Linked DNA regions of Homo sapiens: all the other regions are linked to region 3. The links are chromatin contacts, found by Hi-C or POLR2A ChIA-PET in ENCODE. All regions are on one chromosome and are shown on one strand. Each heading gives the region's core, a stretch centred on a gene start or an enhancer-like site at or near the end of the contact. The rest is flanking DNA. Distances are from core to core; before and after follow the strand shown. Region 1 holds the start of FCSK (fucose kinase). Region 2 overlaps ST3GAL2 (ST3 beta-galactoside alpha-2,3-sialyltransferase 2). Region 3 holds the start of EXOSC6 (exosome component 6).

Region 1 (2,858 bases), core at 150-2,649, 200 kb before region 3:
CCAGGCTGACCTACAACTCCCGGACTCAAGTAATCCTCCCGCCTTGGCCTTCCTAAGTGTTGGGATTACAGGTGTAAGCCACCATGCCTGGCTTTTTTTTTTTTTGAGACAGTCTCCCTCTGTCGTCAGGCTGGAGTGCAATGGCGCGATCTCGGCTCACTGCAATCTCCGCCTCCCAGGTTAAAGTGATTCTCCTGCCTCAGCCTCCCAAGTAGCTGGGATTACAGACGTGCACCACCACGCCCAGCTAATTTTTGTATTATTAGTAGAGAGGGGGTTTTGCCATGTTGGCCACGCTGGTCTCAAACTCCTGACCATAGGTGATCTACCTGCTTCCGCCTCCCACAGTGCTGGGATTACAGGCGTGAGCCACCTCGCCCGGCCTTTTTTTTTTTTTTAATTAATAGTTTGCTGGAGTTACACAATCTCAAGAGGTCCTGAGAAAGTGTGCCCTAAGGCCCTAAGGTTCTTTTGTTGTTGTTGTTGTTGGTTTGTTTTGTTTTGTTTTTGAGACGTAGTCTCGCTCTGTCGCCCAGGGTGGAGTGCAGTGGCGTGATCTTGGCTCACTGCAACCTCCATCTCCTGAGTTCAAGCGATTCCCTCGCCTCAGCCTCCCAAGTAGCTGGGATTACAGGCATGAGCCTTGGCGCCCAGCCTCTACCCACTTTCAATACAGCCTCATCTGCTGAGATCAAGTTGAAATATTTTTTAGTGTCCTCAGCCCCACGCTGTCCAAGACTGGGATAGGGTTGGGGAGCCAGAGATAGAATAAAGTACTAAGAACTCTTCATATGAACCTTTTGAAGACAGGTGGGTCAGGGACTGCACATTTTAGAACTTTAAAGAGGAAAAAAAGGCTCACGGAGGACTCTGACTTGCTGCCTTCTAAATAACAGACCGAAAGAAGTTACTTGGGAGTAAAATCGTTTTGTAAATTACCCAAGAGCACATCATTGAGATTTGTGCATAATACTGAGCCCTGGCCGGGTAAACTGAGAGAGGAGAAGCGGCCTCAAAGTAAAATCAGAGCAGCGCCGGCATCCAGGGCCCCACCTGCCTCAGGGTGAGGATCCTCTGAGGCCCGCATCCCTCCCGGTCCCAGCTGCCAGCAGGTCCGGCCGCACCAGCCGGGTCGCGGGGCTCCCCTTGGAAGACCCAGGCCAAATGGACGCGGGAGCGTAGAAACACCTGTGGGCTCCCGGGGCACCGCAGAGCTCCCGGGGACTCTTCCCTGTCAGGACCCGGGCGGCCCGCGGGTCGACTCGGTGCTCCCAGTCAGGGAGGGTGCACCGGAAAGCTGAGGGGGCGCAAGGGGCGCAAGGGGCGCAAGGGGCGCTGCGGCGACCCTCGCGGACTGACGTACCTGCCGTCGCCCGGCGCTCGGCGGAGCGGGCTCTTTAACGCGAGGCTGCGCGACCCTCGCGGTGCACTCCGGGAAGTGTAGTTTCACCTCCGCGCCCCCCCAAGGCCGAGCCCCCGTCCGGCAAAAAACACGGTCGGAGCCACCGCATAGGCCAGCGTGGGTGGCCGGGGCAGCGCTTTCCTGAAGGGCAGCGGGGCTGCAATCCAGAAGGGAGATGGGAAGGGGGCCGCTCCAGGACCCACGAAACTACAACTCCCAGAGGACCGAAGCGCCTTAAAGACAGAGGCCCGTTTTCTGGGACTCCGGGATCCAGGTTAATAGGTTAATGTGTAGCTTTTTTGTTTGTTTTCTCGTTTGGGTTTTTTTTTTTTTTTTTTTTTAACACCTTCTGGACGGCACCAGGAGCTTCCGCTTTCCTCTGGAGAAAAATCCACTGATGGAGGAAAAAAAAAAATCACGCTTTGCCCAAGCGGAAGCAGCTGCCATTCGATTTGCAGTTGGAAAGGTTTGCGCTGGTTTCATCACGTGGATCCTTTGGGAAGAAACTTTCCAACTCCGTAATGGGGAGGGGATCTGCGGACCTTTTGGGAAAGTTGTGAATGGCAGCATTGATTGTCATAGATGACAATTGGAAATACTCTGAGTGTCTCTCTCTAGGTTACTATGTGAAAGGAAAATAAATCTCAGGACCCCAAAGTCACTAAGTCAAAGGGAAAAGTCAAGCTGAGAACTGCATCAGGGAAACCTACCTCCCATTTTATTCTTAAACAAGATAACTACAAAGATAAAAAAGCTAGATATGGCCTGGCCCTCACAACTTGCCCACTAGGAAATTCCTTGTGTGCCCCCAAATCTGTACCCTAAAACAGTTGTGTGGAATTTCAGTGACAATGTAAATTTATAGCTTATCTTCACAGGTGCTGGGCTTTGACAGCACTGAAAGTCATCTCTCAGCTCACCTGAGACAAATGCATATCTCATTGCTTCCTCTGCCCTATGTTTATTTTTTCTTATGTAAAAATGCATATTCACTGAGCTAGATGAATGCATAAGTGACTAGTCCTCTATCCCCCTCTAACATGTGAAAGGCTTATCAAAGACTCAGAAGAATGCAGCCATTTGCCTCTTACCTACCCATGCCTTTTAAAAATTTCCTCTTTCAGGCCAGGCACGGTGGCTCGCACCTGTAGTCCCAGCCCTTTGGTGAGGCCGAGGCGGGTGGATCATGAGGTCGGGAGTTGAAGACCAGCCTGGCCAATATGGTGAAACCCCGTCTACTAAAAATACAAAAATTAGCTGAGCGTGGTGGCGCGCACCTGTAGTCCCAGCAGCTTGGGAGGCTGAGGAAGGAGAATCGCTTGAACCCGGGAGGCAGAGGTTGCAGTGAGCTGAGATTGCACCACTGCACTCCAGCCTGGGCAACACAGTGAGGCCCTGTCTAAAAAAAAAAAAAAAATTCCTCTTTCCCCAATATCTGACCTTTCCCCTTTAAATA
Region 2 (3,020 bases), core at 270-2,769, 130 kb before region 3:
CCCGCGACCAATCATGCTGCAGCCCAGGGGCGTCTGCTGTGCCCCGCCAATCACGAGACTGGGGGACCGGCCGGGCCTGGCACCAATCTGCGCTGCGGTCGGGCGGAGCTTCTGTTTCTCCCAGCCAATCATGTGACTCAAGGAAAACTTCCGGCGCTGTGTCCAGTCTCCTCCAATCAATGGCCTTCGGGGGCGGGCCAGCGGCCGCTCAATCCCCACTCCCTCATGCTTTGGGTTAGGGTTTTCTTTCACGCTTTCTGAGGAGGAGAGCATGGCGCGGGCCTCGGCGAAGCACTTCCGTCAGCCTCGGGCGGAGGATCGTCTTAGTAGCTGGCCAGACCTGGAGGAGAGCGGGCGGTCTTTGCGGGCCTCAGGAGATAGGTGGCCGCCCGGCCCCTTTCCCCGCCTGCCCGGATAGGTGCGTGCAGACCCACCAAAGAAAAGCGGTCGCTGCGGGACCCCCAGTCCCACCTCGGCCGCGCTGTGGGATGGCTGCGCCCCCAGGGCTTCCTGCGTCTCCAGGAAGCCGGGAGTGGCGCCCTCTGCGGGGTGGGGTGCTCCCGGGCCGAACTCCGGACAGGTGGAGGGGACAGGGCAGAGCTCGAGGAAGCCCTGTCCCCTTCAGTGCAAGGTGCTGTCACTCACGTGTGCCCTCGACCCTCCCGTTCACCCGCAGCCTTCTCAGCGCCTCTCCCTGGGCCGGAGGCCTCCTCACCAGCCTACCTGTTGCTCTGGAAAAAAATCCCGTCCCCCGACTCCGTCCCTACCCCCAGTCTTCGGCCGGCTCTGGCCCCTGGGGAGGGGGCTGCACGGCGGAAGGAGGCTGGCTATGGGCCCGGCTGCCCGCTGCATGTACCTCCTCCTCCACCCATCGCCTCTTGCCTGGGGGTAACTTTGCCTGGGGCTCATTCTTTGGTTAAGCTGAAGCTGCCGTGGGTGGCCAAACCGCAGATTCTTTGCAAATTCTGAGCTGGCAGAGCTCGCAGCCGGGAGCCGGCCGGGGAAGAGGAGACTTGCGCGCCGCAAGCCGCCTGCCTCCACCCTGCTCTCCATCTCCCGCTCTAGAAGGGCTGGGAAGCTCGCGGCCGGGGTTCCACCTGGAAGCTGCTTGCATGGCTGAACCCAGCTTAGGTCCCTGACGGGGCTGCTGGTGGAATTCTCCCCCTTCGAAGCTGGGGAGGTTTAGGAGGGGGAAGGCTTCTGTGAAGCTCTCAAACCACTAATAGAGCCCCCTCCCCAACAGTGACGGCGCAGATGCTCCCCCTTTTCTTAGTTGACACCACCAGGCAGCTTCCTGGCCGTTGGTAGGTTCCTGCAGCTGGCTGAGGGAACAGGGACCGGCAGGGGACTTTGTTAGGGGAGGGTTGGGATGGGCAGTGGGCCCCTGAAAGTTAATATATTGGAACCTAGCTCGAGTGTCGTTCTTTCCAATTCCGAAAGTAGAAAGAGTAAAAATAGGGGTGATTGGGGTGGGGTTAGTAGAATGCCTCTCTCAGGGCGCTCCCCCCTCCCCCACCGTTTTAGAGAGCTAGGCCTCAGCCAGTCTTGCCACTCCCATCTCAGTGCTTCCTGAAGAGGCTGTTTTGAGTGTTGATGAAAAGCAATGCAATTATGCCAAACAGTATTGAGCAGAATAATTTATTTCTTTTTTTTCTTTTGCTTTAAATCATGAATCCCGCCAGGTACGGTGGCTCACACCTGTCATCCCAGCACTTTGGGAGGCCAAGGCGGGCGGATTACTTAATACTTAAGGTCAGGAGTTCGAGACCAGCCTGGCCAATATGGTGAAACCTCGTCTCTACCAAAAAAAAAAAAAAATACAAAAATTAGCCAGGCGCAGTGGTGCGCACCTGTAATCCCAGCTACTTGGAAGGCTGAGGCAGGAGAATCCCTTGAACCGAGGAGGCGAAGGTTGCAGTGAGCCGAGATTGTGCCACTGCACTCCAGCCTGGGCGACAGAGCAAGACCCTGTCTCAAAAAAATTAAATCATGAATCCCCATCCTGGAAGAGGTAGGTCCCAGCATCCAGCCAGATTTTCTGCAATAGTAATTTAAACACACTTTTTTATTTCCTTCCCTTTCTGAATTAAAAGGAACAAAAAACTGTCTAGTCCTTCATTGTTCTGAAATGGGCATGATGGAAGAAGGCGGGTCTGGTAGGATAGCTGTGACTGATAATGGCTGAGAACGTTGGGGGATATGGGAGGGGCGAGATGACTCCCAGATACCCTCCCCCACCTATACAGGAGGCACCTCATTCCTGGACTCTGCGCTCCAAGACACTGAAATCTGAGCGGGTACAAGCATTTTGGTTAAAAATCAGCTCGTTGTCGCCTCTTGAGTTTCCTCCAGGAGAGGAGTTCATTGGAGAGGATTCCTGGTAGCAGCTCCTCGCAGTGGCTGTCCTGTAACCACTTTGGCCTCTGTCAACATGATGTCTCCAGGTATCCATCAGGCTCCGATACATTTGGGTGGCCACAGGCTGGGCTGTCCCCACCTCTCAGGGAAGTGCATCTAAGTCAGGTTTTCCCCTCTGGCACAGCCCTGCCTCCACAGCCCAATTTCCACCATGCCACAGGCAACCCGCATTTTTATTTATTTAATTTATTTATTTATTGAGACAGAGTCTTGTTCTGTTACCCAGGCTGGAGTGCAATGGCCCGATGTCGGCTCATCCCAACCTCCACCTCCTGGGTTCAAGCGATTCTTCTGCCTCAGGAGAGTAGGGAGTAGCTGGGATTACAGGCATGCACCACCACTCCCGGATAATTTTATATTTTTAGTAGAGACGGGTTTTCTCCATGTTGGTCAGGCTAGTCTTGAACTCCAGACCTCAGGTGATCTGCCCGCCTCGGCCTCCCAAAGTGCTGGGATTACAGGCGTGAGCCAGTGTGCCTGGCCGATTTTTTTTTTTTGAGACTGATTCTCACTCTCGCCCAGGCTGGAGTGCAGTGGTGGGATCTCGGCTCATTGCAAGCTCCGCCTCCCGGGTTCACGCCATTCTCCTGCCTCAGTCTCCC
Region 3 (3,053 bases), core at 343-2,842:
GGCGCTGGGGTCCTCCCCACAGGCCCTGGGCACAGCCCCTGCTCTGGGAAGGGGTAGGGGTGGGTGGCAGGCCTTCTGAGGGCTGCAAATGCTCACACTAGTGAGGGTCCCTGCTCCAGCACCGTGGCCTGAGCCAGGTCCTCCCCACAGGCCCTGAATGAAGCCTTGAAGCTCTTCAAGATGCACTCCCCTCAGACTTCTGCCATGCTCTTCACGGTGGACAATGAGGCTGGCAAGATCACGTGCCTGTGTCAAGTTCCCCAGGTCAGCACCACCTCGCACCAGTGGGAAGTGTTAGGTCTTAAGGTTGTTGGCTGAGGCCTGTGTGTGTACAGCCTGCATTCGAAACAGCCTTTCTGCCCACCGGTTGGTTACCTTTGCCAGTACCCCTTACCCAGGCCTTCTTATTGGTGAAGACATCTGGTTGATACCTGGCTTTGCCACTCTGTCCTGTCCTGGCAGTGGCCATGGCCGCCCCCTGTACCAGCCGTAAAGTCTGTCTCGGCCTCCAGCAGTATCACCCAGGGCAAGGAGTGGGTGATGGCTCCTCCATCCTTTCTTTCCCTGCATTCCTCCCTCAATCCCATCTTCTGTGCTGACTCCCCCTTCCCTTCCTGTCTTCTAGAATGCAGCCAATCGGGGCTTAAAAGCCAGCGAGTGGGTGCAGCAGGTGTCAGGCTTGATGGACGGTAAAGGTGGTGGCAAGGATGTGTCTGCACAGGCCACAGGCAAGAACGTTGGCTGCCTGCAGGAGGCGCTGCAGCTGGCCACTTCCTTCGCCCAGCTGCGCCTCGGGGATGTAAAGAACTGAGTGGGGAAGGAGGAGGCTCCCACTGGATCCATCCGTCCAGCCAAGAGCTCTTCATCTGCTACAAGAACATTTGAATCTTGGGACCTTTAAAGAGCCCCTCCTAACCCAGCAGTAACTGGAACACACTTGGGAGCAGTCCTATGTCTCAGTGCCCCTTAAATTTCTGCCCTGAGCCCTCCACGTCAGTGCCATCGGTCTAGAACCACTAACCCCGCATTGCTGTTGATCGTCACGCTCGCATCTATAGATAACGGCTCTCCAGACCTGAGCTTTCCGCGTCAGCAAGTAGGAATCGTTTTTGCTGCAGAGAATAAAAGGACCACGTGCAATACTTAATGCCGCATGATCTCTATCCCTCTTCCCAATAGGGGCTGGCTCTTTTGACAGCCTTTGGCGTCTGTAGAATAAATGCTGTGGCTCCTGCTGGCTGCTGTGGTGTTCACCTAGTCCAGCCCCAGAACCCAAAATTTTGGGAACAGCCCCTAGGGCTGCCTCAAACGTCTGTGGAGGTGGAGGCCAAATAGGTGGGGTGACTTGGAGCAAGGCGTTCATAATTCAGTAGATGAGGGGTGGAGGTAGTTGGAAGCAGAGAAGCCTTTCTTGGAGCTGCTCTCCCCCCTCCCTTCCAGCAAGATGGATGGATCCGGCTACCCTGCACAACTGGGACCGGGCCGTTCTCCCTCCGGGCCTCCAGGGGCGCTGTAGTGCCTCCCGCCGCTCTCTCGACAGCCCATGCGCAGCCGCGCGTCTTTAAACAACGGAAGAACCAGTGGATGCGGCAGGGCGTTGGGCGGAAGGGGTTCGCACGCCAAGAACCGCCATGCCTGGGGATCACCGCCGCATCCGCGGCCCTGAAGAATCGCAGCCGCCGCAGCTGTACGCGGCCGACGAGGAGGAGGCGCCCGGCACCCGCGACCCAACGCGGCTACGGCCCGTGTACGCGCGCGCCGGGCTGCTGAGCCAGGCCAAGGGCTCGGCCTACCTGGAGGCGGGAGGCACCAAGGTGCTGTGTGCCGTGTCGGGCCCGCGACAGGCCGAGGGCGGCGAGCGCGGCGGCGGCCCGGCCGGAGCAGGCGGCGAGGCCCCGGCCGCGCTGCGCGGTCGCCTGCTCTGCGACTTCCGCCGCGCACCCTTCGCGGGCCGCCGGCGCCGCGCTCCCCCGGGCGGCTGCGAGGAGCGTGAGCTGGCGCTGGCGCTGCAGGAGGCGCTGGAGCCGGCTGTGCGCCTGGGCCGCTACCCGCGCGCGCAGCTCGAGGTGTCGGCGCTGCTGCTGGAGGACGGTGGCTCGGCCCTGGCCGCCGCGCTCACCGCCGCCGCGCTCGCCCTGGCCGACGCGGGCGTGGAGATGTACGACCTGGTGGTGGGCTGCGGCCTCAGCCTCGCGCCGGGGCCCGCGCCCACCTGGCTCCTGGACCCCACGCGGCTCGAGGAAGAGCGCGCCGCCGCCGGCCTCACCGTGGCGCTCATGCCTGTGCTGAATCAGGTGGCCGGGCTGCTGGGCAGCGGCGAGGGCGGCCTGACAGAGAGCTGGGCGGAGGCCGTACGCCTGGGCCTCGAGGGCTGCCAGCGCCTCTACCCCGTGCTGCAGCAGAGCCTGGTGCGGGCCGCCCGCCGCAGGGGCGCCGCCGCCCAGCCCTGAACCAGAAGCCTGAGCAACTACGGACGCAAGCCGAGGACCGTGCTGCCGCCGTCCACGAAAAGACCCGCGCCATCGGCCTCCAGTTTGCGTCGAGAATTCCTGGAAGGGCCCTGATATGACTGTGGTTGGACTGACCTGACTGCCAGATGGTGGGACTTGGTCTGGAGCAGGGACTACTTGGAATGATAAAGGCAAAACTCAACAGCCCCTGGAGCTGCGCTTGTGGTGGAGCTGGACCCTGAAATTACCTGGACCTTTTTTTTAGAGACAGGGTTTCTTTCTGCAGTCTCAAACTCCTAGCCTTGATTGATCCTCCTGCCTTGGCCTCCCAAAGTGCTGGGACTACAGGTGCATGCAACCACACCTGGCTAATTTTCTTTTCTTCTTTCTTTCTTTTTTTTTTTTTTTTTTTTTTGATGGAGTCTTGTTCTGTTGCCCAGGCTGGAGTGCAATGGTGCAATCTTGGCTCACTGCAACCTCTGCCTCCTGGGTTCAATCCATTCTCCTGCCTCAGCCTCCCAAGTAGCTGGGATTACAGGCACATGCCTCCATACCGGGCTAATTTTTGTATTTTTAGTAGAGATGGGGTTTCGCCATGTGGGC

The links. Hi-C counts contacts between places; a loop is a spot of excess contacts on that map. ChIA-PET counts read pairs that join two places held with the same protein, here RNA polymerase II (POLR2A). Pooled maps may share reads with other maps.
Region 1: a map of B cell shows a loop between it and region 3 (6-fold over the local background). The contact joins the promoter of FCSK here to the promoter of EXOSC6 in region 3. A Hi-C loop is called at or near these places in 1 of 168 maps with a recorded cell type or tissue (B cell) and 7 of 50 pooled maps. POLR2A ChIA-PET finds 5 or more read pairs at or near these places in 1 of 52 experiments (activated T-cell).
Region 2: a loop to region 3 is called in a map of CD8-positive, alpha-beta T cell, with 13 times the contacts of the local background. The contact joins the enhancer-like site here to the promoter of EXOSC6 in region 3. A Hi-C loop is called at or near these places in 3 of 168 maps with a recorded cell type or tissue (CD4-positive, alpha-beta memory T cell, CD8-positive, alpha-beta T cell and naive thymus-derived CD4-positive, alpha-beta T cell), 2 of 37 single-sample maps with no recorded cell type and 12 of 50 pooled maps. POLR2A ChIA-PET finds 5 or more read pairs at or near these places in 19 of 52 experiments (A673, AG04450, CD4-positive, alpha-beta T cell and 16 more).

What each region holds. Positions count from the first base shown.
Region 1 is chr16:70,453,136-70,455,993 of GRCh38, reverse strand. It overlaps FCSK (fucose kinase), which reads right to left and starts at 1,399. Exons shown (of 24, transcript NM_145059.3): 1 at 1,364-1,399. LOC124903708 (a long non-coding RNA gene) reads left to right here and starts at 1,458. Exons shown (of 2, transcript XR_007065104.1): 1 at 1,458-1,676; 2 at 2,527-2,858.
Region 2 is chr16:70,378,595-70,381,614 of GRCh38, reverse strand. It overlaps ST3GAL2 (ST3 beta-galactoside alpha-2,3-sialyltransferase 2), which reads left to right. Exons shown (of 7, transcript NM_006927.4): 7 at 1-3,020. Among named protein-coding and RNA genes, the nearest start is that of DDX19A, 33 kb to the right of the region's middle. RefSeq lists enhancers at 94-153, 184-353. Within about 2 kb of position 1,519, at least 39 of the 41 ENCODE cell types and tissues checked have a DNase peak (open chromatin) inside an H3K27ac peak, as active enhancers do; they include A673, CD4-positive, alpha-beta T cell, CD8-positive, alpha-beta T cell and 2 more, where a contact is called at or near this core.
Region 3 is chr16:70,250,479-70,253,531 of GRCh38, reverse strand. EXOSC6 (exosome component 6) reads left to right here and starts at 1,592. Exons shown (of 1, transcript NM_058219.3): 1 at 1,592-3,053. The coding sequence starts at 1,632. The coding sequence ends at 2,450. AARS1 (alanyl-tRNA synthetase 1) reads left to right here. Exons shown (of 21, transcript NM_001605.3): 20 at 151-264; 21 at 626-1,234. The coding sequence ends at 811. RefSeq lists enhancers at 51-551, 1,186-1,375, 1,416-1,465 and silencers at 1,846-1,935, 2,066-2,385.